2 separate regions of the Homo sapiens genome follow, and region 1 is linked to region 2. Evidence: chromatin loops called from intact Hi-C (ENCODE). Cell type or tissue: PC-9. All regions are shown on one strand. Links, peaks and the distances in the headings refer to the core of each region. The heading gives the core; the rest is flanking DNA. Region 1 overlaps LINC00865 (long intergenic non-protein coding RNA 865). Region 2 overlaps LINC01375 (long intergenic non-protein coding RNA 1375).

Evidence for each region. A loop is a pair of places that touch in the nucleus more often than their neighbours do. Peaks named below come from ENCODE experiments on the same cell type or tissue, not always from the same donor. Only the 100,000 strongest peaks of a DNase experiment are listed, where the experiment ranks them.
Region 1: a loop joins it to region 2, with 12 times the contacts of the local background. A loop is called at or near these places in 1 of 110 quality-filtered maps.

What each region holds. Positions count from the first base shown.
Region 1 is chr10:89,837,425-89,852,845 of GRCh38, reverse strand. LINC00865 (long intergenic non-protein coding RNA 865) reads right to left here. Exons shown (of 4, transcript NR_038382.1): 4 at 11,985-15,421. It also overlaps the pseudogene MARK2P16. Among named protein-coding and RNA genes, the nearest start is that of LINC01374, 8.8 kb to the left of the region's middle. RefSeq lists a silencer at 14,911-14,970. In PC-9, for the core only: no CTCF peak of the experiment used is centred there; DNase peaks (open chromatin) are centred at 3,675 and 6,695.
Region 2 is chr10:89,912,099-89,927,519 of GRCh38, reverse strand. LINC01375 (long intergenic non-protein coding RNA 1375) reads left to right here. Exons shown (of 4, transcript NR_110655.1): 4 at 10,749-12,031. It overlaps LINC01374 (long intergenic non-protein coding RNA 1374), which reads right to left. Exons shown (of 2, transcript NR_149080.1): 2 at 12,564-12,884. Among named protein-coding and RNA genes, the nearest start is that of LINC01375, 38 kb to the left of the region's middle. RefSeq lists an enhancer at 5,360-6,559. In PC-9, for the core only: no CTCF peak of the experiment used is centred there; a DNase peak (open chromatin) is centred at 5,889; H3K27ac peaks cover 1,787 bases.

The DNA.
Region 1 (15,421 bases), core at 3,619-8,618, 74 kb after region 2:
AAAATCTTCCACTCTCGTCTGGCTGCAGGACTCAACCCATACTCCTTTAATGAAGGTTGCCTCCCACGGTTCCAGGGCCAGTCACTTGGTGATGTCCTGATGGCATCTTCAAGGCCATCTCACAGTTTGTCTGCCCAATGGTACATCCACTCCAGTAGCCTCTTGCTCCCCTAAATCTCCTGCTGCTAGTAAATCCCCACAGGAACTACTGTCCATCCTCAGGAGTCTGGGCCTTATTGCTATTGGTAATAATAACAGCACCATTTCTGAGAGTTTTTTCTGTGCTTGCTGTGCTTATTGTCTGGATGCTTTTCATGACTTAGCTCTTTCATCCTCACATCAACCTAGGAGCAGACACAGGCAGGTGAAGGGCCAGGCCCCAGTGCCTCACCACAGGGAAACTGTGCTTTTCTGAAGCTCCTTCCTTGGGCTTCACTAGGTCCCTACAAGTGCCTAGGACCCACTGGGCTGGCAGTGCCTTTACATAAGCATGGGGTCAACCAGGTGCCATGACACCAGTCATATTGTTATGACTGCCATTTCATACATAAGAAATTAGAGGCATAATGAAGTTAAGATACCTTTTCCGAAGTTTCTTTGGGAACTAAGATTTGAATATAATTTCTTTGACTCCAGAGCCCAAGCTCTTAGCCATCACATGACACTGTTCTTCCTGTTTTTTTCTTCTGTCCTTTTTGATTTCAGTGTAAATTTTATCTTCCCAATACCCCTAAGGGTATACGTGTTGGAGTCCTCGGTTCCTCTGCCTAGCACAGAGGAACTCAGTATCTGCAGGACTGGATTAAAAAGGCAGGATATTTCCTCACAATTAAAGGCCACCAGGAGAGAGTCCTTGATCTTCAGTATTCTCAGCTGCTCCAGGAAGTTAGCAGCCGTAGGGTCAGTAGAGGCCTGAGTGGAGATGTTGAAATGTCCCTAGATATTGGAAACCTCCTGACTAATAGATCTGAGATGGGTGAGAGAGATCGAGAGTAAAGAAGGCCACAGAGACTCACATTTCCTGGAAGCTCTCTGGAGCACTACCTTGGCTCGAAGAATTAGGAAGGAGGCTGAACTGAGTCTACTCTGGTCTACCAGCATTACCCATCCTCATCACTGAGCTGTTCCAGGCAGCACAGGTGGGTGGGACCAAACCATCTTGTCGCTACAGGTGCAGCTTTTGGCCATAAGACAGCAAGTTTATCATGGGAATAGAAGAAAGAAAATGATGCCCTTAATGGGACCTAACTCTGAATATTTATTTCATGATTCAAGTTTATTATTCACATCTATGTAAATTGTTTTTATTAATCAATTTCACTAAATCACAAGTCTCATAAGTTCTTTTCATTGACTTACTGACTTTTTAAAGTGAGCTTGTTGTTTTTCAATGGGTACCAGCAATGACAGGCTTTCAGTAAATGTGATAGGTGTTTTCTTTTTTTTTTTTTTTTTTGTAATTATACTTTAAGTTCTGGGATACACGTGCAGAACGTGCAGGTTTGTTACACAGGTGTACACGTGCCATGGTGGTTTGCTGCACCTATCAACCTGTCATCTACATTAGATATTTCTCCTAATGCTATCCCTCCCCTAGCCCCACACCCGGCAACAGGCGCTGGTGTGTGATGTTCCCCTCCCTGTGATGTGACAGGCTTTATAATCCTATGTAACCAGTGTTTCCCAGGTCTCTCCAGCCTAGATACAAAATCAAGGTCACCATAACAGAAACAGGTAAGACAAACAAAACCCTGATTCCCTGGATCTGCTTCCCACCCACAATAGCAGAATCTAGCCCTGCCCTGGCCCACCCCACCTCCCAAATATCCCTGGGAGGCCCCTGGAGTGCAGTAGGATTTCTCCTCCCTGCTCCACCTGCTTCTGTGGAGCAGGCTCCCGCCCTGCTCCATGCTGTCTGCTGCTCTGGGCCTTGGCCAGCCTTCTCTGCTCCCCAGGGATGTGGGCTTTGCATTGACCCTCTGAATGTAGCTGAGTTCCTACATATGGAAACTACGGTGACAGAAGAGCTTCAACGTATTTTTCTTTCCATCTCCACTACTCAAGATTCTGGCACAAGTTTCTAGGAACAGTAGGAAGGCAGTGCAAAAGCCACCCCTCCCGTTTCACACTGAGCCATTTTCCTTGGACCAAATTTGTGTTCCCCCATTCTCTCCTTTCTTATCTTAAATTCCTTCCTAAGAGGTTTCCAGTCATTTCTATAAATGGCTCCCAGGAAGGCACCACTCCATGCAGCAGAGCAACCCAGAAATATGCCCTCCATGGAAAGCCCTCCTTTCTTGAACTGCTGCATATCAAAGTCCCCTTTCTCCTGCCAGTAAGGGAAAATGATCTGAACAAGGAGGGGTGAGATTCTCCGGAGTGAAAGTAGAATAATGCCCAGAGAAAGAAGGGGTCTCCCTCCCTAGTTCTAAAGAAAGTCAGCCACCATCTGTGACCACCCACTACCACCCTGAGCAGAGACAAAGGCACGAAAGTTTGTGTCAAAAGGCTATCACTCCAAACACTATCCCTGTACGTTTCAGGGACCCAGTGAAACACACTAGTTTCTTTAGTGTAGGTTAAACACTGCACATGTTCCCAGAAAACAGAAAAGTTTGTATGAATTCTCAACTACATGTTTTTCTGGGAACAAAATTCTCTTTTCTAACATTAAAAATTCTGTAGGATTCACAAAATCAGATTAAATGCCAGATACCAACACTGTCCTTGAATACCCCCATAACCTAGTGGAGTCAGAGACAGCTTAGCACAGCTTAGGTTCTTAAGCCACCACCCTGCCTCTTTCCTAGACACACACACATACACACAGGTGCACACACACACAGGTGCACACACACATACACTGACTTTTCTCTTATATGAATTATTTCCATCTCCAACTCTTGACTTGACATCGCATGGATCTCCCCCCAGATTCCAGCTTCCTAAGCTGTCACAGTAGGAAGGAAATTTGTTTATACAGCATCAAATCAGATAGAAATTGTCACTCCAATAAGATCGACTCATTGACACAACCCTCTGAATGCATTTTGGTGCCTTTGACTCTACCATAAAAGTAGAAAAAAAGGGGTAAGAAAGCTAGAAGAAGTAGGTAAAAGAAGCTCAAAAGGATTTGGGCTGGACTCTGGATCAGTAGAAAACGTGATGATGCTGCTTCTGACTGAATGTTTGTCTTGCAAAGCATCAGATTGGCTGAGCACTGGTATTGTCTCTTCGTTGCTGACTGAGGAAAATGTACTAGTTTCCTAATTATTACCACAAACATAGTAGAAATTTATTCTTTTCAAATTCTAGAGTCCAGATGTCCAAAATTAAAGTTTCATCAGGACTACTCTCCCTCCAGAGGTTCCAGGGAAGAGTCCTTCCTTGCTTCTTCCAGCTTCTGATGGCTCCTGGGGTTCCTTGGCTTGTGGCTGCACTACTCTACTTTCTGCCTCCACCTTCAGATGACCTCCTTCCCTAGGTCCCTTTGTCTTCTTTTCTGTCATAATGACAATGTCATTGGATTTAGGACTCACCCTAAATCCAGGATGATCTCATCTCAAGATCCTTACCTTAATTATATCTGCAAAGACTATTTCCAAATAAGGTCACATTCACAGGCATGTGGCGTAGAGGTTAGGAATGGAGCATATCTTTCAGGACCTACACCCTACAGAATGTATTTTCTACTAAACCCTGGAGAATATATTCTCACCTAACCTGATCCTCCACTTTCTCTTTCAACCAGCACAAGGAAGATTATACCAAAGGCACTTAGATCCCCCAAATAACCTGAAAGAGAGGATACCTCTGTCTCTTGAGGTAAGTGAAAAGCACACTGTAAACAGTGCCTGTGCTGGGTTTTTGTTTTGTTTTTGTTTTTATTTTTGTTTTTTTGAGATGGAGTCTCGCTCTGTCACCAGGCTGGAAGGCAGTGGTGCAATCTCGGCTCACTGCAACCTTCGCCTCCTGGGTTCAAGCGATTTTCCTGCCTCAGCCTCCCGAGTAGCTGGGACTACAGGCACGCACCACCAAGCCCAGCTAATTTGTGTGTTTCTTAATAGAAACAGGGTTTCACCATGTTGGCCAGGATGGTCTTGATTTCCTGACCTCGTGATCCACCTGCCTTGGCCTCCCAAAGTGCTGGGATTACAGGTGTGAGCCACTGCGCCTTGCCACCTGAACTGTTTTTAAGCTTCTCTAAGCATCCTGAGGCACAGAGCACAGTGCTAGAAACAGATGGCAGCATTTCTTTTAATTTTATGGAGTAAACAGAGAGGACTGGGAGAGATGAAGATTAAACAAACAGATTATAAAGACTTCTTCCCATTTACTGGCCCCTGCACCTCCACTCAAACCCCGCATAAGTCACCTGAAGAAATAGACCAAGATAGAGTATCTAGCAGGTAAATATTTGACAAGTGAATGCATAAATTAATAAACAAATTAATGGTTTTTATAAAGCCCTGAGATTTTCTTTACTTTCTTTTTTTTTTTTTTAAGACAGGGCCACACTGTGTCCCCCAGGCTGGAGTGCAGTGGCATGATCATGGCTTGCTGTACCCTTGACTTTCCAGGCTCAAAAGATCCTCCCACCTTAACTTCCTAAGCAGCTGGGACTATAGGCATGTGCCACCATGCTTCTCTAATTTTTTTTTTTTTTTTGAAGAGATAGAGTCTCACTGTGTTGCCCAGGCTGGTCTCAAACTCCTGGGCTCAAGTGATCCTCATGCCTCAACCTCCCAAAGTGCTGGGATTAAAGGCATGAGCTACCACACCCAGCCCTGAAATTTTCTGATATATAATTAATACCCAAAAGAAGTGACAAGGAAGATAATTCTATCTAGTTTCACTAGTATTTATTTTTAAAATGCCTACTTTGCCTCATATCCTGATGTTGGGTCTAAATTAAGACACTCAACAAATATGGGAGCTTAGTTCGATGATGATGGTCGTGATTAACTGATTAACAACATCAGTTAATATTCATTAAGCACTATCATGGGCCAGGCGCCGTGTTTAATGTGTGGCCATCATCAAAAACATTTTGTTTGGCCAGGTATGGTGGCTTTTGCTTATAAACTCAACTACTAAGGAGGCTGAGGCAGAAGAATTGCTTGAGGCCAGGAGTTCAAGACCAGACTGGACAACATAGCAAGACCTCATCTCCACATCCAAAAAAATAAGAAGAAGAGTAACAAGACCTAGTGGTAGGCCTAACTATAATTTCAAAGTAACAAGAAGCATAAATATTTAGAGAAACTTGCAGGAACTGTGATGTAATGTGAATACATTTGAGATTTCTATTACTGACAAATAATGGGTGCTGCTCAAACTATGGGGTCTGTTGCTACATTAATAACTGAAGGAAATGCTAAATTTCAGCCTGAAGTTAATGAAAATAAAGATGCAATTTTTATTCCCATTCAAGTTCACAGACTGCCTGAATTTTCTCCACAGATCCCTTGTCCATAGTCTCTTTGATCTGAATATAAACTGAGCCAAGCTTCCCTTTTAGTGTTAGATGTTTTTTTAATAACCTGTTCTTTAGAAATGTCAAGAGTATTGGAGAATCACTGGCAGTCAGATCATTTTCTTGTCACCTTAAAATCAAGGTCAATGTGTAAGAGGCAGCTACTGGACAGGTCCTTCTCACTGTCAGTCCTGCACACTGGAGTGGTGGCCATCCACTCATATGTGCTCAGCTATCTATCTTATCCCCAGTGTGTCCTGGGAGACACTAGTCCAGTGACATATCCCGCTTTGTGGTCAAGTGAACTCAGGAAATGCTACATCAACTCTTTGCCTCTTAGAAATTTACAATGCAAACTAGCATAGTAAAGGCTTTGAGAGGTACTACAAAGCAGTTAACCCAAACATGGCCTGACCACAGAACCACCTTCTTTCTTTTTTCCACTGTGTAACTGCTAGTTTCATTGAACAGAGAATTCACCTTGGGAAACATTTGTTTGAGTAGTGTTAAAAGTACCACAAAACAACTCCCCAACTGACTGAAATAAACCAGCTCCAAATTAAACCCATAGGCTTTTCCCAGAACAAATCCAGAACAAGCTCTAGATGGAAAAGGGAAACTATGCACCAGGGTAGTTTGTGTTATGCTCAGCAATGTATGTGCTCAGTTTAACAAAAGCCATGCTTCTTCCTATTTGCCATGAAGGAGTTCTATGGCCAAGTTCTACCTGCTGAGTAAATACCCTTCTCATAATCACCACCAAACCATAGCAATCACAGTGGGTCAATATGACTTCAGTGATCTGATTTATTAATTAGTACTCTTGTTTTAAGTAACAGAGCCCACTGTAGTGATCCTAAGCATAAAGGCAATTCATCAGAAGGTGAAAGGTCATCTCACAAACCAGATAGAATGCAACCAAGTCACTTTAGGAGAGTAATGAACCCAGGGATTGCACAACTAGTAGGGCTTGGCTCTCAGCCTTCCTCCCTCCTTCTCCCTTCTCCTTTTCCCCTTCCTCCTCCCTCCTTCCTTTTGCCTCCTTTTCACCCCCCTCTTGTCACTCTCTCTCTCTCCCTTCTTTGCTTGTCTTCACTTTTCATTCTCTAATTCTAGCATGCTTTTCCTCTAATACAAGTGCATATACTCTCCCCCACCTTCACTGAATTGCTTCTTCAGTGAATTCCATAGTGTTGACTGGCTTTCTTTGATTTTGCATATGGCAAAAAAAAAAAAAAACCCATGGCTACCATGAGCTCCTGAGTTACCAGTAAAACCACAAATGAGACTGAATTCTGTCTGGTTCAGCTTGGGTCAGGTGGCTTCCCTGGCTTGCCAGGAGCCATGTCTATGATATAGTGAAGATCAGGGTCCACAAACAGGGAAGAGAGGATGAAATACAGACAACCTGCATTGATGACATCTGGAAAACTACTTAAACAGAGCAAAGACTTGCTTAGTTGATCACACACACGTTATTAATTCCATTACTGTTAATAACTTAAATTCTTGCTTCAGGCTGGAATATAATAAGAAGTATATGTGGCAAAATGTGCTCATTCCCCCTTCTCAACTAAACACCTGGACAAAGGCATCTTAGAAACAAAATCATCAGGATAAAAGAAAGAATTACTCAGATGCAATGGTTAATAATTAATAATCATTCCACCCACACACGAGGATTCCACCTTTATTGTTAATGAGCTAAGGACTCAAGGGTTACATATTTTCTGTGTGTATTTTTTAAATTTCTTTTCAAGCATTCAATAATTATTCTCAAATTATCCTTCAATATGAGCAAGAGGCTACAGAAAAGATGGTTATTCTCTCATAAGCATTCACAACATGATCCCAATACACGCCAGACTCGCCTCTGCCATTTTCTCACACCCACCTGTGTTCCAGCCACACAGAATGTCTTGCTCTTCCCAAGCTATGGAATATTGTTTATCTGAAATTCAAATTGAACTGAGTGTTCTCTATTTTTATTTACTAAATCTGGAAACCTACCCAGATCACACTTTGCCCTCAAAGCTCCCGGAGTTTGTCACGCTACGCCTTTCACTTAGGATGCCGTCCACCAGTCCCCTCCCCCGGATAAATTCAGTCTCCAAAAAAGGGAGGCTTAGAGTTTAGTGGAATGAAGTGGAAAATAGAGTATAGCACACATAGGTTAATCCTTGTCTTGTCAAGCTTAAGTTTCTGTGTGTGTGTGCGTGTGTGTGTGTGCATGTGCTGATTCAGTGTAAAATGTATTTTTTATTGTTAAGTTATGGTTAAAGTAGAATGAAAGCCTCTGAGCAACCTCTGAGCAAACCTCTGAGCAACCTCAGGATCAGCTGTAATTCTCAGTTATTATTTCTTGTGATCTCCTAGCATTCCTTTCAAACATTTTCAATGGCTCCTCATTTCATACATAGGCTTTCCATAATCTGGCCCCAACCTCTTACCCATCTCATCTCACAGCTAACTCCATTACACAAACCATCCACCTCAGATAAATGGCCTGCTTCCTTCCCTGAATCTATGACACACACTCTGTTTCATAAATTGTGTTTGCCTTCTCCCACAGTCACTCCACCACCCCTGCCAAACCCGGCCTCTCTCCTCTTTCCTCTCTCCTCTCTCCTCTCCTAAGGCTCACACTTACTTAAAGCTCAAGTTATGTTTGTGTAACCTTAAACAAGGCACTTCCCATCTGAGCACAGGGTCTTTGTTGACAGAATCAGGGAATTGGGGGAGAGATCTGGCAAGATGGCCAAATAGGAACAGCCCAAGTCTGCACCTCCCAGTGAGACCAACGCAGAAGGTGGATGATTTCTGCATTCCTAACTGAGGTACCCTGTTCATCTCATTACAGTGATCAGTGGTTTTTATTCCAGGGATGCAAGGATGGTTCAACATATGTAAATCATATGTAAATCAATAAATGTGTTTCACCATATAAAGAAAATTAAGAACAAAAAACATATCTCAATAAATGCAGAAAAAGCATCTGATAAAAATCCAACATCCCTTCATGATATAACTAGACATTGAAGGAACATACCTCCAAATAATAAAAGCCACACATTACAAACCCATGGCCAACATCATACTGAAAGGAGAAAAGCCAAAAGCATTTCCCCTATGACCTGAAACTGAACAAGCCTGTCTACTCTCACCTCTCCTATTCAACATAGTACTGGAAGACCTAGCCAGAACAATCAGGCAAGAGAAAGAAATAAAAGGCATCCAAACTGAAAAAAAAATAAAAGTCAGATTATCTCTTTTCACTGATGACATGATCCTATACCTAGAAAACCCTAAAGATTCCTTAAAAATACTCCTAGACATAATAAATGACTTCAGTAAAGTTCAGTAAAGTTTCAGAATACAAAACCAATGTACAAAAATCAGTAGCATTTATATACCCCAATAACACTCAAGCTGAAAACCAAATCAAGAATTCAATTCCATTTACGATAGCTACATATAATAAAACTAAAATTAAATACCTAGGAATATATTTAACCAGAGAGGTTAAAGATTCCTACAAGGAGAAATACAAAACACCAATAAAAGAAACCATAGACGACACAAACAGAAAAACATCCCATCTGGGCACAGTGGCTCGTGCCAGTAATCCCAACACCTTGGGAGGCCAAGACAGGAGGATCCATTGAGCCCAGGAGGTTGAGACCAACGTGGGCAACATAGAGAGACCTTGTTTCTACAAAAAAATTAAAAATTAGCCAGCCATGGTGGCTAACACTTGTAATCCCAGCTACCTAGGAGGCTGAGGCAGGAGGATTGCTTGAGTCTGGGAGGTTGAGGCTTCAGTGAGCTATGATTGTGCCACTGCACTCCAGCCTGGTTAACAAAGTGAGACCCTGTTTCAAAAAAAAAGAAAAAGAAAAGAAAAATATTCCATGCTCATGAATTGTGAAGAATCAATATCTTTAATATGGCAATAATTTATTGCCCAAAGCAATCTGTGGTTCAGTACAGTTCCTATCAAATTACCAACGTCATTTTTCACAGAAAAAGAAAAAACAATTCTAACACTCATACAGAACCAGGAAAGAGCCAGATTAGCAAAGCAATCCTAAGCAAAAGAAAAAAGCTGGAGGTATCACATTACCTGACTTCAAATCATACTACAAGGCTGTAGTAACCAAAACAGCATGGTACTAGTATAAAAATAGACACATAGATCAATGAAACAAAATAGAGAACCAGAAATAAAGCCACATACCCACAACCAGCTGACCTTTGACAAAGTAAACAAAAATAAGCAATGGGAAAAGGGCACCCTATTCCATAAAAGGTGCTGGGAAAACTGGCTAGCCATATGCAAAATAATGAAATTGGACTCCTATCTCTCATTTTCTACAAAATTACTCAAAATGAACTAAAGACTTAAATGTAAGACTTGGAACTATAAAAATCCTAGAAGAAAACCTAGAAAATAAATACTCTTTTGGACACTGGCCTAGGCAAAGAATGTATGACTAAGGCCTCAAAAGCAAATGCAACAAAAACAAAAACAGATAAATGGGGCTTAACTAAACTAAAAAGCTTCTGCATAGAAAAAAAAAAGATTAAACAGATAACCCACAGAATAGGAGAAAAATTTGCAAATTATGGCTCCAACAAAGGACTAGTATCCAGCCTCTACAAGAAACTCAGACCCCTCTACAAGAAAAAAAAATGACCCTATCAAAAAGTGGCCAAAGGACAAGAACAGACATTTCTCGAAGACATACATGCAACCAACAAATATATGAAGAAATGTTCAACATCACTAATCATCAGAGAAATGCAAATTAAAACCACAATGAGACATCATCTTACACGAGTCAAAATGGCTATTATTGAAAAGTCAAAAAATAGTAGATGTTGGTGTGGATGTGGAGAAAAGAGAACACTTACACACTCTGGTTGAGAACGCAAATTAGTAAAACCTCTATGGAAAACAGTATGACGATTTCTCAAAGAACTAAACATATAACTACCATTTGACCCAGTAATTCCACTACTGAGTATCCACCCAAAAGAAATCATTACATAAAAAAGATAACTGCCACCAGGTGCAGGGGCTCACACCTGTAATCCCAGCACTTTGGGAGGCTAAGGCGGGTGGATCACCTGAGGTCGGGAGTTCGAGACCAGCCTGACCAACATGGAGAAACCCCATCTCTACTAAAAAATACAAAATTAGCCGGTGTGGTGGTGCATGCCTGTAATCCCAGCTACTGGGGAGGCTAAGGCAGGAGAATCGCTTGAACCTAGGAGGCGAAGTTTGCGGTGAGCTGAGATCGAGCCATTGCACTCCAGCCTGGGCAACAAGAGCGAAACTCTGTCTCAAAAAAAAAATACATATATAAGAAAATAACTGCAAGTATATGTTTATCACAGCATTTTTCACAATAGAAAAGTCATGGAATCAACCTAAGTGTCCATCAACAGATTGAAGAAAATGTGGTACATATCCACCATGGAATATAATGCAGCTTTAAAAAAGAATAAAGTCATGCCTTTTGCAGCAACATGGGTGGAACTGGAGGCCATTATCCTAAGAGAAGTAACTCAGAAACAGAAAGCCAAATATCACATGTTCTCACTTATTAGTTGGAGCTAAACAATGGGCACATACGGACATAAAAGATGGAAATAATAGACACAGACTACAAAAGCAGGGAGAGTGAGAGAGGGGTGAAGGTTGAAAAATTCTCTATTTGAGTGGTGGGTGCATTAGAAGTCCAAACCCCACCATTATACAACATATCCATGTAATAAACACGCGCAGGTACCCCCTGAACCTAAAACAAAAATAATATAAAAAAATTTTAAGGCAAATTTAATAAGTAAAATATACAGTATTTTGAATGGTGATATTGCTATAGAAAAAAAAGCAACATGTACAACTTGTTTACACCTTTACTCAAACATGTTAACTGTAACAAGACGTCTTTGAGATAACTGGGAAATTTGAATATGGACTGGTCTTATACAGTACTATTGTTAGATATGATGATGGCATGGTGTCTGTGTTTAAAAAAGATATTTATCTATTAAAGGTGAATACTGAAGTATTTATGGATAAGATTGCAAAATGTTGATAATTATTGGTGTCGGATGATAGATACCCAAAGAAGGGCCTTTATACTAATATCCTATGTATTTATATTTCTAATTTTGTGTATGTGGACCGTGGAAAAGAACATTCCAGGCATAAGTTGGAGCTAGTGCAGAGCCCTGGAGTAGGAATATGGCTGGCATGTTCAAGGAATAAGAACTCTAGTAGCTAGAAAGGGACGATCCATGGGTAAAATAGCAGGAAGTGACATCAGAGAGTTAACAGGGATGAGGGAGGAGAGAGGAAATACAGGGACATATCAAATAAAGAATACTTAAAATATTTAAAGAATACCCATAAACCAATAAGAACAATACCAGCAACCCAACAGAAAAATGGGCAAAATACTGAATAGGCACAACACAGAAAAAAAATATGTCCAATAAGCATATTAAAAGGTGCTTTATTTCATTAGGCACTGGAAAATGCAAATTAAAACCACAATGCTATACCAGTACACACGTACAGACAGGCAGGCAATATTAGATATTCACATTGGTGGGTGGGTGAATTGGTACAAACTGCAATGTCTACTAAAACTAAAAATATGCATACCTTATAAGCCAGCAACTCTATTTCTAGGTATAAATAGCCAACAGAAAGCCAGGTATATGCTTACCAAAAGACCTGAATGTTTATAGCAACACTCTTCTTAGCATCCACAGTGAGAACTACCCAAATGCCCAAGAACAGTAAAATGGATAAACAAATTGTGTTACAGTCGTACAATGGGCATTTAGAATAAACAATATAGAAAAATCTCAGGAAAATATTGAGTGAAGGAAGCAGACACAAAGGATTCAATACTGTCTGATCCCATTTATGTGAAGTTAAAAAACAAGTGAAACTATGCTGTCAGAATATAGAATAGTGGTTATCACTGCAGAGAAGGTGACTGAAAAGGGGATTGGGAGGCTGGTGGGGGTGTGTAAAGGCCTGTTTCTTATTCTGGAGGCTAGTTAGATGAGTTCAATTTGTGAACAGTCACCAAGCTGTAGGTGGACAATTTGTGCACTTTTCTGTATCACGCTTTAATAAACCATGTTTAAAATCATATAGGGGCATCTTGGTTTCCTCCCCTGAGGTGCCAGTGACATATCCAGTACCTCGAAGTCCCCATCCCATGCTAAGTGAAACGTGCTTTCTCAACACACAGCTGCAATCTCTACATTTAAAGATACTGAAACTGATATAGCGGGTTCTCTGGCTCCTGGAAAAGATAAGTCTACTACAAAGAAACTAGGCAAAACTTTAAATAATATGATAACAGCTATCTTCCCCTAAATGTTATAGAGTTAATAATGTACCTTATTGTGACTTATACAATAGAACGTATTTGTATAGTATTGTAATGCCAGTTAAGTTGTAGCATCATTATGACACCAATCATTTACAATTTAAAGGAAAATAAAATATTTTAATTGATTATGGGCTCTTTAAAAGCCAAAAATTATTAAACCCTTCAAACTAGAAAAGACCACTGAAACATCCTACAGGTTTTAATTTCCAATAAAGTAAATACTGATAACTATAACCCACATAAAAAGCTCTTTGGGGTCCTCAATAATTAGTTTTAGAGTAAAAAGTTCTTGAGACCAAAATGTGAGAAAACCACGTGAATTAATCCCAGCCTTGTTATTAGATTTATTTCTTCCTATGCCCTCATAAGGAAGCATTGCTTTGGAATTCCAAGATGTATGTAATTCCCTGGCTTGGCTGAGGTTGCCAGTTCTAGTTCTTTATTCTTTTTACTCAATTTTTCCTTTCAGTTTGTTGCTTTTTCTTACTTTTTGTCCAGCATTGTGCTTTAATTCCATTATAGAGATCCATTCTTCAGGTGAACTATGCAAGTGATTTTCTTTTCAAGTGATTTGAACCAAGCGTCTTACCAGTTTTTCCCGAAATTAAGCTGACCTGGGACACCTTGACTCCAAGCCCAGCAGTAAGTCTCACATGCCACAGGGCCTCTCAGCCATCTCTGCTGAGAAGGGACCCTTACTGGCAGCTAGGATCCTTGAGACCATCGTCAAGGGCAACCTGGCTAAGGTAAGGTTGGCCTGGGACCTCTTAACTGGGAAAGCAGCAGCTGTGAAGTTCATTGATGAGACTCAGCAGATCTCCTCCAGACACCATCCACAAAGTAGGAACCATGAAGGCTCGGATCACCCCAACATAGTGAAACATTTGCTGTGATCGATATTGAGGAATCTCTTTGCTTTGTCATGAAGCACACTAGCCAGGAGGAGAAGTTTGTGAATACCTGCTCATGGCAGCAGGAAAGAAAAAAAAAGGACTGAAGCAAATTCTACCAAAAGTGTCTGCTGTGCAAGCTGTCACCAGAAACGTATTGTCCACAGAGATTTAAAGGCAGAAAACACGCTCTTGGATGTTAACACAAACATCAAGATTGCAAATTCTGGCTTCAGCAACAAATTCAGCTTTTACAAACTGGATACCTTCTGTGGCAGTCACCTCTGGTCAGCAGATCCCTGCTTTTGATGGACAGAATTTCAAGGAGCTGCAGGAGGGGAACTGAGTAGAATATATTCCCTTCTACATGTCCATTGAGTATAAAAACCTGCTCAAAAAATGTATCCTTCTCAATCCCAGCAAGAGAGGCCCTTCAGAGCACATTGTGATGGATCCATGAATGATTAGGAAGCATGAACAGGAACTTAAGCCCCGGACCTCCGCCATACTGAATCATGGCGTCCATGGGTTACGGACAGGAAAGATCCAGGACTCCCTGTGAAGTGTGATGAAGCAGCGATCGCCTACCTGCTTCTGGGTTCTAAGAGATCCGAACTGTAAGGTTACCCCATCACCTAAAACCCCCACTGTCAGCTGATCTGACCCACAGTGGTGCGCCTTCCCTATACCAGGGTCTCTGCCAGCCCCGAGCAGCAGCGTTTCAGCAACCTGCCTTTCCCATCTTTCACGGCCTCTCTAAGAAGACTCAGAGGAGCCACAAAGATCCTAAGCGGGATCAAGAGACAGAGCAGAAAGGCAGCACTGCGCCCGCCAGCCCCGTACTCGCCTGGAGGGGACGAACCCCGCCCCCTCTGTGAATAGCGACCTCTTACCAAAACCAAAAAAGAGCAGGAATTCCTCACTCGGGGCAAAAGCCAGTTTGGCCAGACCTCCACGCAGAACGACAACAGCAGCCCCACAGCGCTGGGCCTGGGGCCTCCTGGGTTCCTGCCTCTCACCCCCCGCCTTCGTCTCCCCGGCCACCAGCCCGGGAATCCCAGTCGGTCTCCTTGCAGCCCAACCAGGTCTCGGTGTCGTACCCCACGGAGAGCAGCTGGGGGGTGCCCGCCAGGTACAGCTCCCCAGAGTGCCCCTGATACCTCCCTTCCACCCGCGTCATCAGCGCAGGGGGCAGAGCAGAGCCCCCGATGGGACAAGGTACGCGCGGCCTGGCAGCCCGACAGGTGACGGCCCCGGAAATGCGGCCCAACCGGGTGACCCCAGCCTCTCCCTCAAACAAAGGCCGCAGACAGCAGGGGGCCGCCGGGAGCTTCTTCAGCAAGTTCAGGTTCAAGTTCACAAGCTGGACTCTTAGCTGCGGGTTTGCCCAAAGGAACCTGAAAGAACCTGAAAGCAAAGACGGGGGAGGACACTCCGACCTCACATGGGGGCAGCAGAGGCAGTGATTTAAAAATGGCTTTCCAGAGACCCAGCCGCGCTCCCTGCCCTTGAGGCGGAGGCTGGAGGTCGCGAGTCGGTGGAGCCCCGCTCGGTGCTGCGGAGACTGCAGTGGCGGCTGGGACCCGGAGCCGTGGGCGAGGCCGGCGCGAAGAACTAAGGGAGGACTCAGGCGA
Region 2 (15,421 bases), core at 3,919-8,918:
AAAACATATACCAATGAAAGTAAAATTTCACAGAATCTGGGCCTTAACTGGTAGAAGATTAGCAAATTAAAACAAAGTCTACTCCCCTAGATAATGAAGTAACCTTGGGTGGCCCTCCTAAGCAATGCTCTAACATAACATTGAAAGACCATGCTTTCCTCTCTTTAAATCCGAGTTTCAGACATTTGTCAATAGGTGTGTGGCTGACCCAGAGCCCTGCACAAACCGCACAGATTCACAGGCATGAAAATCCAGCCCCTTAGGGCTGACCTCAGTCCAGAGAACCCCATGCTCAGGATCCCAAATTCTTAACAGCTCATCTTTTCCTCTTTACATTCCCATCCCCATTCAGAGAACCAGCGCACCCAAGGAACATTGTGTCAGGATTAGTTCTAGCATCACATCTCATAAACCTGGAACCTTTGCCTTTTGATCCTCCCAAAAATTAATCCAAGGAAGCGAGTCGCTTTTCTTTTCAACTCAAAAGATCAGGCTACTCCATTTCCCTGGATAATAGAGCTATATGTGCTACATTGACTCCTGTTGGAAGCTTCCCATCAGTCAGGGTTAGTCACCTCTTCCCTTCTTGTGTGTGGGGTGGAGTGTGGCTGCCATTAGTGATTCCAAAATGATTTTCCTGGCACCCCTCCCACTAGAAAGAAAAGGGAAAAAACTAATCTCTTGAGGCATATGCTGCCCTCTGATTCTTCATTAGCATATAAGGGACCAAGAAAGAGAAATGCAAAGCCAAAGGAGAAAGGACTTCTGGGCCAGCAAGACTTACTTGTAACTGAAGTGATCAATACACACTACAAACTTCCTGAATTCACCAAACCTCCCTAATGCTGCTATGATGTGTCTGATACATGTTCATTTCTGGGTAACTACCCTCTAACATACATATGTTGAGTTTAAGTTTCTAGAAGTCAATTATGTTTTTTTCAAAATATTTAAATTAAGTGATTTAATTACTCAGTAAACCGATGAAATATGAGTGTTAAAAATAGTTGTTTCTATTGAATTTAAAGTTTTGGAAAAACTAAAAAAGTTGATTGGGATGAAAGTAAACTGCTATCAAATTAAGTGCAAATAAGAAAAGCCTGAAGCGAGGGGGAAATCACAAAAATCTGGGAAAACTCTGCCCTCAGATTGCTTTATAAGTCACCTTAAATGATTGTAACGCACACATCCCTGGAAGTCGTAAAGATTACATAATGGGTATAATTTATGAAATCCAAACTAAGAATCAATGAAAATGTGATATGGTGGTTCTATATCAAAAGATTAGTGGATGAATTTACATCGAAAACTATTAATTTTTAAAAATGTAAGTGTGTATGCATCATTTTAAACCATTTTTTAGTTTAGCCAATTCTGTTGTTTAATCCACCATCTTCTGCTTTTAATCTCTGCAGAGTAGAGGGGATAGAATGGGTCAAACCAAACAGGATCTTTAGTCACCTGTGGAAAAAGACAAGGAAGAGCATCAGAGCCCACCGTGAGCAGTGCTAGTCTGAGCAATGTCCAGGGGAAAACGTTTTATCATGGCTCAAAGATGTATCTGATGGGTCCTATGACCAAGGGTACCCTCACGTAGGAAATGGACACAACAGTCCGTTAAGCTTGATGCCATTTCATTTTGAAATCAAACAGCCAATCCTCCAGATTCTGATTTCACAACTGCAGGTAAACTGCTCATGTAGGCCTACAAGAATACTGTGCGCATGCTAACATAAATGTTCTGCTCAGTGAGGATTGTAATTCCCATTGTGGATTAATAAATTGTACATTAAACCCATGTAAGCTTTGCTACACTGAGTCAACATCACTGAGCCAAATCAACTCTGGTACACTGAGACCTCAGTTTTTGAAACTGAAATACTGTAAGCCAGTCTCTAGGACACTAGTGAATTTACCAAGGTAAATGTCATAGTGTGAATACCCATATGGGCAACCTGCTAGTCCTCTTGTTTTGATGTGCCGAGTATAACTGTGCCCTTTCCATTTAGAAACATCTGCATTATTCTTTCTCTCTGTGTACCTCTCTCTCTCTCTGTTTCTATCTCTCTCTCTCTCACACACACACACACACTCCAAATAGTTTCATCTAAATACATCTTTCTTCCTTAACCTAGATCACATTTAGTTTTGCCACTCCTAGGGTTTATTTCACACTGAGCTTTGTGTTGCACTCATAGCAACACTTATACAATCCCCCGATCCCCTGCATAATCATGAGCTACTCACAGGCACATCTAGGTTTCATACATCTTTCCCATCCCTCATTCCATTGAGCACCATAGCCTAAACATGAAGATCTGAATGCAGTGAAGTCGGTCCTAGAAATAGTTTATTTTTTTCTCCTCTATGCTTATAATTCCATGAATAATGGAAATTAGGAGAAAAGGAATATGAAATACATATTCATATATCTAATTTATAAACCTGGAGATTCTGGTATTCTTATTCCACATCCTAAAGACAAATGTGTTCTTTAATACTACAATTTTCAGTTTATTTTCCTCCCAATAACACCAAAATAGCTTAATTTCTTGTTTGGAAAAACAAAAGGTTTGATTTTTCCAACAATCTCCTATATCATTTCTGCCTAAATTGTGTCAGCATAACTTTCTCTGGCTAATAATACCATTTAACTTAGCAAAGACATAAAATTACTCACACCTAACACAGTGCCCTTAAGGTAGACTTTTGCTTATTTCTGCTTGGAAGAAATGGTCCAAAGGGACACTGACCCTTTAAAATCTGTGGCTATTAAAGAGTCCCCTATTGCAAGAGAACAGAGGGTCTTGGGTCACTTTTATGGGCCTAGCACTTCAGCTATTTATTGTAATGCAATTACCATACGAACTCAACCATTACAAGATGCCAGGTCTGCTTCTTATTAGAATTTTAAAATAGCAGAGAACTTTGGAAAACCTGAATCTTTTCAGGAAAGCAAAAATTCACAGGAAGCAATAATGCCTTCATTCTCCCTTCACCCTTCTTGCTGCTGTTTCCAGGTTGCAAGTCAATTATTTTGGCAAGGAAACTCAGCAGGAAACAATTTGACCTTCTAAGAACACCACTAGAATTATGTTATCAGCAGATTTCTTTCCCAGGACACCATCTTTGGTTTGTACAAACTACATACAATAAGCAGGTCTTTTCCAGAATCTTTCTTATGCTCAAACTGCAAACTGGATTGAACTCTACACCCTGTCCCATTCAGTAAATCTTCATGGGGATATATTGCAAGGTCAACAGCCAAAACTCTTTTGGTCCATCTAAGCCACCAAACCAGCCACAGAGAAAGGAAACCGACTAACTAGATGCAAGTTAACACTGAAGAGACTTAGACTGCAAATAAAATGTTGGGAGGTATGTACATTTTTCAGCTGATGGTATAACTCAAGAAGAAATAAACAAAGACCATGACCATAAAAACTTTTCACTGGTCTATCTTCCCATTTTTATCTATTCCTTCAACGTATACATTGTGTTTTGAGTTTTTAACATTTGTTGATATGCATATGCTTAAATTTAGAAAGCTAACTGAATTCTTAACATGTAATTCTCAATTATAAATGCTATTTGGTGGGAGTTTGGGGATTCTAAGTGTCTCCCTGAGGAAATGGCTCATTCCTGGGCTGAGTCACAGAAAGAACAAGATGAGCCTGGGGCATCTTTTCCTTGTGCCAGAAAATAAGAAAATAGTCAATGAATGATGGGAAAATGTCATGAAGGGGCTACCACCATTTAAACTGTAGAAAAATTGAGCATCAAATGAAGAATGAAAGTGTCAAATGACAACTCATTAAATAAAATAGAAATCTATGATTACATGATATTAAACCTTGCTTTACAATAAAATGGCAACTAAAAAATGTAGAAAAAGTGCTGAAAATGGAGAGTCATCATTTGGCAGTCATCATAGAAGCAAAAGGATATTGGCATAATCTTGGAATACCTCCCACAAAATTATAACTAAGCACAAAAGAAAAACTGGTGGAGAAACTTGACAGATGCCAACATAACCAGGTGATGAAGGTTCATGTCATTAGTGGTGGGATGCATCAAGAGAGTGCCCCCTGAGGTGATACCCTGAGAAGGGCATTATTTCTGTCATGTTCCTGCAAGAAAACATGACCTAAGAATGGTGGCAAGAAAACATCAGACAGCTGAGAGCACCCTTTGAAATGAAAGGGCTTCATACTTTAAACCCATCAAGAACACGGAAAAAAGAAACCCCAAGGAACTTTTTCAGACTGGAGGAGGCCTGAAAATCAAATGTCCTTTATGTGCCCTGATGGGATCCTAGACCAGAGAAGAAAAGAAGGTGGGGGAGAGACAGAGAGAGAGAGAGAGAAGAGGAGAGAGAGCGAGCAAGGTGGGGGAGGTGGGAGAGAGAGTGAGCTGGGTGAGGGACATGGGTGAGAAAAGAATCCAGTGCAATAGAGAAAATGCAATAAAATGTTATCAGTTGGGGAGTCTGATGATGGGGATATAGGAGTTCTTTGTAAAACTTCTGGCAAGTTTTCTGTGAGTTTGAAATTATTTCAAAATAAATTATTCTTAGAGAGAAAAGTACTTTTGCTACTGTGACATGCTAATCACTAAATATTATTTGCAAGCATACATATGATTGACAAGGAAAGAGAAGCAACCACCATCAACATCTCCCAGCTCTAATCCCAATATGCGCTCCATTGCATTTTATATTTTCCTAGTATATAGGTCAGTGGTTCATTAGCAGTTAACCTTCAACAGGTTGAGTAACTTAAAGGTTCCATACCAAGGAAGGAATTTAGCTGAAACCAGTTAGTAAGCTCACGACCTGTGAATTTTTAGCTCTAAAAATATCGCTGCACTAGCATCCCTTGTTAAAAAAAGTAGCCCAATCTATAAATGGTTAAGAGGCTACTTCACACTCTTGTTATTTACTCCAGCAAGCTTTAGAGAGATTTCTATGCTGCAGCTAGTCTGATGCATTAAGTGCAAATTGGTGGCAGGGCCAGGACTAGAGTGAGGTGCTCAGGATGCAAAATTTAAGAAAACATTTGCTCTCAGGGTGCCCTATCCACCTCACTTCCATCCTGACCCAGACTCCCAGAGATTCTCATGCATTCAGGTATGGGCCTCAGGCATCCTTTCTGGTCATAATTACCCCAGATGATTTTGATAATCAGCCAGAGTTTGGGTCTATTTGTCCAGCCCAGTGGTTCTCAAGTGCAGTCGTAGACCAGCAGCAGTAGCATCACCTGAGAGCTTGTTAGACTTGCAAATTCTCAGCCCCATCCTAGACCTGCTGAATCCAAAACCCTGGAGAGTGGGACCAGAAATCTGTGTTAACAAGCCCTTCAGGTGACTCTGGTGCACATTAAAGTCTAAGAAACACTGATCTGGCCTAGATTTAGCATAAAAATATGCTGAAGCGCAGACAGGGTTGATCAAGGTAAGTTTGTTTGTGGTACACATAGGTAGAAGGAGAATGGAAGTCTTTTGAAAAGAGGTGAAGATAACCTCAACAAAGAGTTGAACAGAGCTTCTCAGAAAATTAGTTATTTCAATGGAGATCTGAAAAAAGCAGAGTGGATATTAAATTCTATGCCAAATAGCTTCTCATATTTAATAAAATTCAAAGGTAATTGGGTCAGTATATTCAACACATAGTTTTCCCTCGAGAGGAGCAAATTAATTCATTCCCCCTTTTTGTCCATAGATAGAATTATCTGCCAAAGACTTACAAGCTACTCAGTAGCAGCCAAGTCTAGATTACAGATGAATGCGTCATCCACCAGGTATTATTGATTCTTTCAATGACTCTTATAAACTGGAATCTTCTTCAATAGGACTAACCCTTCAGTGGAATGATACTGTGGAGAATTATCTGATTAACTGTGCTGCGATGGTTATGTAGGAATGCATTTATCAGCTAGCCCTTGTGTGTCACATCGGCTGGCTCAACCCTACCTGTTCTTCCAGCCACTGCTATATTGACTAGCCCTACATGCTTCGGTCATCTCTGCACAGGTATAACCTGAGAACACCTCGAGTCAGCAGTTTGGAAATGTAGGGAATTTGCTACCATAAACTACCTTTGGCCAAAGAAATATGGAACACAAATTCAGTTCACCTCTGGCCCCAAGACACCACTATAGGCTCATCATTTTATATTCATATGAAAATCTATTAAGCCCCACACAAATATGTTCAGAAAGCAAAAAAAACCCAATCAGAAGCATGGGAAGATCCAGGTTTTATGGAGTCTGCAGTTTATATAATTTGGAGAGTAGGGGCTTTTTAAAAACAAATGCAAAACTAAACAAATGTTTGTTTAAGATGACAAAATAAGTCACGACAAGTTACTGGCACTTTGGAGATCCAGGTGCCTTTCCCATGAGACCCTCTGGACAATCAGTCAGAAACGCTTACATTGAAGCTTCCTGGGGGAGCCTGACTTTCCCTCTCCCACTCTACAGCTCCCAGCACTCACAAGGGTCTAGGCAAGAGAAGAGCTCAGAAGCTCAAGCTTCATTAGCTTTATGGTCACTCTGCCTCTGCTTTGAAGACAATTCCAGCTGCAGCCTCTTGTACTATAATACAGAAGGAAGGCGTTATCTGCAGGTGGAAGGTATCCAGGCAAGGAAGGGCTGGAGACATTCCTGTGCAGGAGCAGGATAGGTCTCACATAGCACAGCAGACAAAAACCTGGGGATCTGTCACTGGTCTTCTACTACTAGGTGCTCTGGGAAATGTGCCTCCAACTTCACAGACGAGCAGTGATAGGAAACTGCTCCTTTTGCCTTGGCCCTCAGCAGAAATATTATGGTTTCCAAGGCAGGACACTTCTTCACTGTGCAGAACTACCTTATGCAAGGCAGGACATTTGCATCTCTGGACCCACTCAGTCACTGTAACTGAAAAAGCCCCCCACACTGCAAATGCCCAAGGTGTGTCAGTACTATCCACAATTTAGTACAGCTACTAAGAAGCTAAGGGCTCAAACAGCAAAAGCATAATGACCCTTGGAGTCAGCTTGAGATGTGGATTCAGTGTGATTTCCAGAGACTAAGCATCCCTGGAGTTCAGAAAAGCCTTTCTACTACTGCTTATTGATCGCTGTGACATAGTCCCAAATTCTTTTACCCCACTGTTATAAGTCAGGCCAAAATATAAATATGACTGAGAAAGGTAACACATTGACTTGACTTCTGTCATCTTCAAGTATAATCTCAGTGACTCACAAAATTTAATGTGCATAAGAACTAACTAGGAGCTTGTTAAGAAATGCCAATTCCTGAGTCTCACTCCCAGAGGTCAGTAGCTTCAGAATGAGACCTAGGAATTGACATTTTTCATAACAGCTCCAGGTTGTTCTGATGAAAGTTATTCCAGACCATATTTCAAGAACCATTACTTTGATGTTTTAATATAAATTAGTTTCAATAATAATTGTCAATAATTCTCATTTATTGAGCACATATGCACTCATAAAAGAGGTGCATGTTATTGCCACCAATTTGGAGCTGAAATTGAAATTTACATATGTCTGACTGTAAAGCACTGTCAACAATTATATTGCCTCAAATATTTTATTAATTTGGTAGGGGGGGGGGGTGGCAAAAAGAGAGAAATTTGCAGTAAGGGCAGAGAGGGACCTCAGAGAAGAGAAAGAAAATAAAAAGTGCCAGAAACAAATTTGGCTGACCTTAAACTCTTCTTACAATCAGCTTTATTTATCTCAAACTGAAAAAATAAACAGGAGCTATAAGCAGAGAAGATTTTATGACCTTTTTTGTTGAGCATAAATGCAACTTCAGGGCAACCTTGGGTTGTCGTAATTAGTTTCTTTGGATAGTTCAGGTAATTAAACCCCCTGGAGAGGGTCTATGGGATTTCAGGATGAAGTGAGGCATAATATAGAAAGTCCACTGCATGGTTTCGACAGTTTTTTGTTGCAGTTTTTTCCAACTGGGGAGTGAGGAAGAACGAAAACTGTCAGATTATGTCACAAGCAGAAATTCAATCATAATTTGCCCTTATCTTGTTTAGATCTCTTCTGAGGCATTAAAGCACTGTCCCTGCATTATTTTATAGCAGGATTAGAGTAATTCTCTGCATCTTAAAAATTGACCTCATCCATTGCCTTATAACAATTGAGTGGGAAAACACATTCCTTTCCTATTTGTAGACTTGGTTTGTATTAAAATGATTGCTAATATTTATTGAGCACTTATTATGTGCCAACTGTTCTTCCTAATAATTTATACATAATGCCTCCTTTAATCCTAACAACACTCAATGATTACTTTTTTTTTTTTCCCAGACAGAGTCTTGCTCTGTTGCCCAGGCTCGAGAGCAGTGACATGATTATCATGGCTCACTGCAGCCTCAACCTCCCCAGGCTGAGGTGATTCTCACATCTCAGCCTCCTGAGTAGCTGGGACTACAGGCACACACCATTGTGCCTGGCTAATTTTTTATTATTATTTTTTGTGAAGACAGGGGTTTCGCCATGTTACCCAGGCTGTCTTGAACTCCTGCGCTCAAGCGATCCACCTGCCTCGGCCTCCCAAAGTGCTGTGATTACCACCATGAGCCACTGCTTCTGGTATAGGCTTCCATTTTATAGAAGAGAAAACCAAGGCTCAAAGGAGTGAGTAATTTCCTAAGCTACACAGCTACCCACAGAAGTAAATTTAAAATCCCAACCTGGCTTTGTCCTACTCCAGAACCTGGTGGGGGCAGCTACTGCACAAGACCTCCCACCTAGAGGACCCTCTGGAAACAGCAATGAGAGCTGATGGGCTAGAAGCCTGCAACCTGGTATGGAGGTTGCAAATGCAGGTGTAGAATAGAACCTTGGGATCTGAGCCAAATATTCATCCTCCTAAAATTATCTGTACCTCAAAAGATGTCCTGATGTGCAAGCTCACAAAGGAGGATACCAGTGAGTTTTATGCTCTGTGCCATAACCCTCTACCACCAAGTAGTGAATAAGCAGGTTTCTGACTATACTAAAGGCCTATCTTCATTAGGACTCTTGGTTGCAGGAGACAAAATCCCACCTTGATGTAGCTTAGGCAGAACCAAAGGAATTTATTAAAAGAGCACTGATCTTTCTCACATCAGCAAACTGCAGCACAGGCGCAGAAATAACTGGGCCTTGGGAACTGTGAAAGCCAGAGAAATAGATGCCATTAAAATGCATACTCCCACTCTATTTCTCTCTCTCTCTCTCTCTCTCTCCTTTCCTCTCCTCTCTCCCTCTCTCTGGTTTTGGCTAGGTCTCTCTCTTCACATCCTCCTACTGCAGACCAGAGGAAGGCACATAGCCATTATCAGTGCCCAAGAATATATCTTGCAATGGCCACCACCAAGAGAGAATAATTCACATTTTTTCTTGACCCAATTCAAAAATTCCTAAGATGTCATCCAGTTGGCCCAAAATGGGCCAGGAATCTAACCCTGGATCAGTCAGCTGTAGCCAGTGTAGATACACAGCCACCGAAGGCCATCCCCTCGGTGTGGGCACTGTCCCAAGAAAGGAGAGAAACACTTGAATTGGGCAGTTACTCCTTTGTATTTTGCTACGAGGCTGATTGTAATTAATTATTTAACACCGAGCAGCTGATATTTAATTCTAATAAGTTTTATCATTACATGGTGGCCTCATTGATTATTAATAAACAAAAAATAATTAATAAAAACTGTAATGGTACACCAATACCAGGAAAGTGCCCTGGCTTCCTGTATAAATGTATGTTAGTGGGGCTTCTGCTCTGTCTAGTTCAAGTGAATAGAGATCCTTTTCTAGATGATCCTCATGAACAGAACTGCAGTGACATATGTGCTACCTGTATGTATTACTCTCACCTGAGCTAACTACACCTGGAGACTTTCTTCCCCCCTAAATGATGCAAATGATGGCTAGATTATGCTGTTAATAATTTAAAAATAAGATGAAAAATAATAATTGGGGAGGAAAGGGAATGTGACTGAGTGAGCTAGGTAATGACATCTATTTCCAAAATAAGAGATATCTGAACTAATAGTGTGGCCAAAGAAGGAATTAATGATAATTGTTAATGTTTATTCATCTTTCATGGATCACTTAGGCATCATATTATCCAAAAAGCTCTCCCTGACCCGCTAACTCTGGGTTGGGTTGGTTTCTCTTATTATCTTATATAGCACATATCTTACTATATTTTGGTTGCCTCTTGATCTGTCTGTATCCCTCACTGGCCTTTAGGTCCTGTGTTAGGGCCTTATATTGGCAAGGGCCACATACATACATTTCACCATTGTATACCTAGTGCTTAACACAATGCCTGGCACATAGAAAGCACTCAAAAAACATCTGTTAGGTTATAAGCTATATAAAGTTAATGTAAGTTAACTTCAGGGCTCAGCAAGGAACACCATACATTTAGTGGCACTGCTAATACCCATTTCCAAGCTCTCATTCTCCCAGGAAACCTTCCCCTATCCATAAAATTTATGGGGTAATTGAGCAAGAGTAAAGTGAGTATGCTGTGCACACACATATTATGGAATGTAGCAGATTTATAAGAATTCTACCTTAGAAGTCTTAGGAAGTCAAAGAAGGGAGATGTAATGTCTATAAATGTCTTTGGAGCCTCTGGTTAATTGGGCTTACGGTCCTCTCCTTTCAAACTGCCAAGTCAAGAGATGAATACATTCTAACCTTTTAGTTGATATGTCTTTTTTCTGCTTTGCCCTAGTGACCTCACAGTACTCAGAGGCACAACACTCTGGAGAGGATGTCCTAATGCAATAAAGAATTTTCAGAGAGCAAGTGACTGCTACAATTCCATGGGTAGAGAGGGCAAGAGAGGCTGCTTGTTAATGCCAAACAGGAAAGTCATCAAAATTCTTTCTCTTCTGCCCTCCAGGGAAACAGCCCACTGCTAACCACCAAGTTTTGCAAGATATTCTTTTGTTTCTTGAAAATTTATTATTCCCCCCATCAGCAGCTCTAGCTGAAGTAATCTCAATTCTCTTAACCTTTCTTTAGAAGGTCTATTTAATCCATTTTTATTGCTCTCCTCTGAGCACTCACTAAGTTTGTTAGACTTTATTCAATCTTGAATTGGACAAAGTACTTTAATAAGGGTTGCCTCCCACTGCTCCAGGAACAGGCAAAGGTAATGTCCTGATGGGGCACTGGCATAGGATATTGCATGTGGAAGCACTTTTGGAACTCTTAAGCAGCCCCCAAATGGAGCAGATGATGATTAGACTGCACATCTCAGACTGAGCTCCTCATTCCCAAAAAGAATGAAAAAGAAATGATTGTACCATTTATTCATGTGTACCTTCAACAAAAATGTATTGTGCAATCACTTTGTGCAAGATACTGTACTAGGCACTTAGGATATAATGATAAATAAGATATGGCCTCTATTCAGTAGAATATAAAGGCATTGGTATACCCCCCCCAAAAAAAATTTTTGATTGTAGACCCAGAAATATTCCAGATGTTTTTGCATATATCATGTCATTCAAGCTTGTCATATAACAAGCCCATTTGGAAGGTATTTTTATTCCTAGTACACAGAAGAAGAAACTGAAGCACACCTATCTAGAGTTGTGCTAAAGAAAAACAAACATAAATTTATTTAGCCAAATTGGAGTTTTACTGCTCTGCCTTATGTCTTCCTACCTGCTTGTAGGATGACACCTGTGCCTAAAGCATCTTCAAGCTACTTCCCACAGTGAAGGGCATCCCCAACCCACATTTCTCCACACTGTAGGGCAGGTCAGGGTTCCTCCCGCACCATCCACTGAAAAAAGTTCTGGAACAGCTAAATCTCTGCTTTCAACATTCTGCTAACACTGCTGATCTTCTTGCAGGTTAGGAAATCCAGTGCCCTAAAGAAATACAGACTTAGGCTAAAGAGCTGGATCTCTGGCTTACACAGATGTTCCTGAAACGTTGAGCATGTTGTCTAACCTCTCTGTGTCTCATTGTCCCCATTTGTAAAATTGAGACAATTGTACCTACTTCACTCTGCTGTTGTGATGATTAATTGAATGCTTCTTACAATGCCTGGGTGTTCAATGAATGTTAGTTGTCAGTAGCGGTGCTGCTGCTGCTGTTGTTATGACAGCACTACTAAATTAGACAAACCAAAGACATAGACAAACTCCAGCCATTTTTGGCATCATTCTCGAAAAGAGACTATGTCAAAGACTTTACCTATTTCCTCTAAGAATCTTGTCTGAATTGGAATAAATAGTCACCAGATTCTTGTGGTCCAAACATTCCCAAATATAAACTCACTGAATGTGGCCAAGACTGGCCAGCTATTTATCAAAGTGTTTCCTTCCTCCTGGGCACTTGGCTAGACTGTATTTCCCAGGTGCTCTTGCAGTTAGCTTCTTAGGTGTGACCATGTGCCTCAGCTCTCATCAGTACAAAGGGGTAGGAAGCAGTTTAGGCTTCTTGCAGGCCCAGAATGATCAAACCCTCCCAAAAGTAATTCTTCTGTCTCTGTATTAGTTATCTACTTCTGTATAACAAATCACCCTAAAACTTAGCAGCTTAAAACAACAAACATTTATTATCTTACACAATTTCTGATAGGAATCTGGGGGTGTTTTTCCTCAATGTTTTTGGCTCAGGGTTTCTCCTAAGGTTGCAGTCAAGCCATCAACTGGGGCTGCAGTTATTTGAAGGCTGATTGAAGTTAGAGGGTCCATTTCCAAGGTAGGATACTCACGTGGCTGTTGGCAGGAGGCCTCATTTCCTTGCTGGTAATTGGCAAAGACCTCAGTTCCTCATGATGTGGGCCTCTCCACATGGCTTCCTGAATCTTTTTGTGACATGGCAGCTGGCTTCCTCCAAAGTTAGCAACCTGAGACAAAGAAAGAGAGAGAGAGAGAGAGAGAGAGAGAAAGCAGGAAGCTTTTTAGGATCTAGTCTCCAAAGATTGTTCTTCCATTTTTTTTCTATTCAGTAGAGGCAAGTCGCTAAGTACATCCACACTAAAAGGGAAGGAAATAAGGTTCGATCTCCGCAAGTGCATATGAGGTATGCACACATAGAAAGGTCACAGATAATACGTGATCATTTTAAAACCATCATATTCTTCATCACCATCAGACAGGTAAATAGGGTGAACTACAAGGAATTATATAATATAATATGGGGAAGCATCGAGATGGAAGGAGCCCAGATTCTTGAGTGACCTCTTGGAGTAGTGTCTCCCATCCACATGAGACTCTGTTATGAGTAAGAAATAAATTTTGATTATGTTAAACCACTGAGTTTGGGGAAGTTTTGCTACAGCAATTAGTCTTCCCTGACTAATTCACTACATTACAAAGAATGGAGCATATTTGTTTTCCAGTCATATTTTGGTAAAAGCATTTCATAGTATGCAAATATTAGCCAATTACCGTATTTACAAAATTAATATGCGAGCAAGATTTTTTAATTCAATCATGTAGATTATACTTATTACCCTTCTTGCTATTATGAACCCAACCTTCCCTTTCTGTTTCACAAAGCACCAAAGGATAGAGTCCTCAACAGACACTTTTTTCACTCGCTCAGATGTTTGTTGAATGAAGGCGTAAATAAATGCTAATTTCGATGAGAGAAGAAGCTTTTGTAAGGGGAAGCAAAGAAGAGCCCTGTATGTAGAGGAGATATACCTAAACAAGAGAATGTAGTTTTGATAGGTACCATCAAGATAAAGTCACAGCAGAATGCGGCAAACTGCATTCTCTCTGCAGGCATACAGAGGTGCTGCAGTGCCCCAGGTCCTAAGGTCATACTGGTCTTCAGCTCTTCCCACCACGTCCAGTTTTTGCATTCTCACCCTCTGCCTTATTGAGTAATTTTCCCCAAATACTTCAGTTCAACTGACTTCAAAGCTCTATATGTTCCTTCCATGGGCCTTGGAATACAGAAAACATATTGGCTCCTAGAGTGACTCTGCCAATAAAGAGAAGACTTTCTTCTATCCAGCTGCCCTGCTCAGTTCTCTACCCTTTGAAGTGAGAGCTTGTAGAAATTTTGGTTGCTTCAAACTTGGATTTGCAACTTTAAAGCAGCAGCTTCCTTCATTTACTGATGTTTTGCAGACTTAAAAACCTGTCATTGATTTTTTTTGGAAGAAAACAGTACAGTTTTATCAAAGCATTTTTTAAGTGTGAAAAGAAAATAACATCATTATCCAACAGACAAATAAAAATGTATTCTCTACCATTCCAAGGTAAAAAGTCTTAATCTTTGTGATAGATTGTATTAATAGCAATACTACACACCCCTCTGTATCTATTCTCTTATCCTGTAGATCAGAGCCATCTATTATCAAAACATAATAAATGACTGCTTTTATTTTATTTTATTTTATTTTACTTTATCTTATTTTTTGAGATGGGGGTCTTGCTCTGTCACCCAGGCTGGAGTGCAGTGGCATGTTCACAGCTCACTGCAACCTTGACCTCTCGGGTTCAGGTGATCCTACCACCTCACCATCTTTAGTAGCCTGGACTACAGGCATGCACCACCAGCCCAGCTGATTTTTGTATTTTTTGTAGAGACAGGGTTTCCCCACGTTTCTCAGGCTGGTCTTGAACTCCCAGACTCAGGCAACCCACCTGCCTTGGTTGGCCTCCCAACATGCTAGGATTACAGACGTGAGCCACCGCGCCTGGCCTGATTGTTATTTTAGGCATTGAGTTTGGGGATAGTTTGTTATAGCAATAGTGAAGTGATACAGAAATTGGTGCTGGAAAGTGGATGCTGCTGTAACAAAAACTTAAATTATGAGACACTGGCTTTAGAACTAGATGGTGCATGAGGCTGAGAAAATGGCAAGAAAAGTGTTAAAGCTGGAAAAATGGTTAGAAAACTTACAGGAGGCTAGAGACATAGTAAGAAAACTTACAGGAGGCTTGTATTATATAGATGTGAAATATTTGGTTGAACTGTCATTTATGGTAACTTGGAAGATAGAAAATGTATCTAATAAACTTTTGAATTTGTCCAAGTAAATCTTCAGACAGAATATTGGAAGCATCAGCTTGTTTTTAGCTGTCTATGAGCAGAAGTTACTATAAAAGAGAGATAAACTCAAGCATGAACTAGCAAATTTGAAAACAGAACTGAGAGGGAACATGGCTCAGAAATGCAGGAAGCTGTTACTCAAAGTAAAATGCATTCTCATATTTAGACTTTTCAACCAGTAAAAGATTCTCAAATTAAGATAATTCCTGGGAACAAAGATTACGGGCACTGCAGTAAGACATGCCCTCAGAGTAAAGATTAAAGTAAGAGTTTGGTTGTACATCCCTTAAGACATCTGTAAGAAATAAGGCATTTTCTCAGCTGCACAGAAGGGCTTCCATAAAGCTAAGGGAGGATGATCCCCCAGCAACCAGT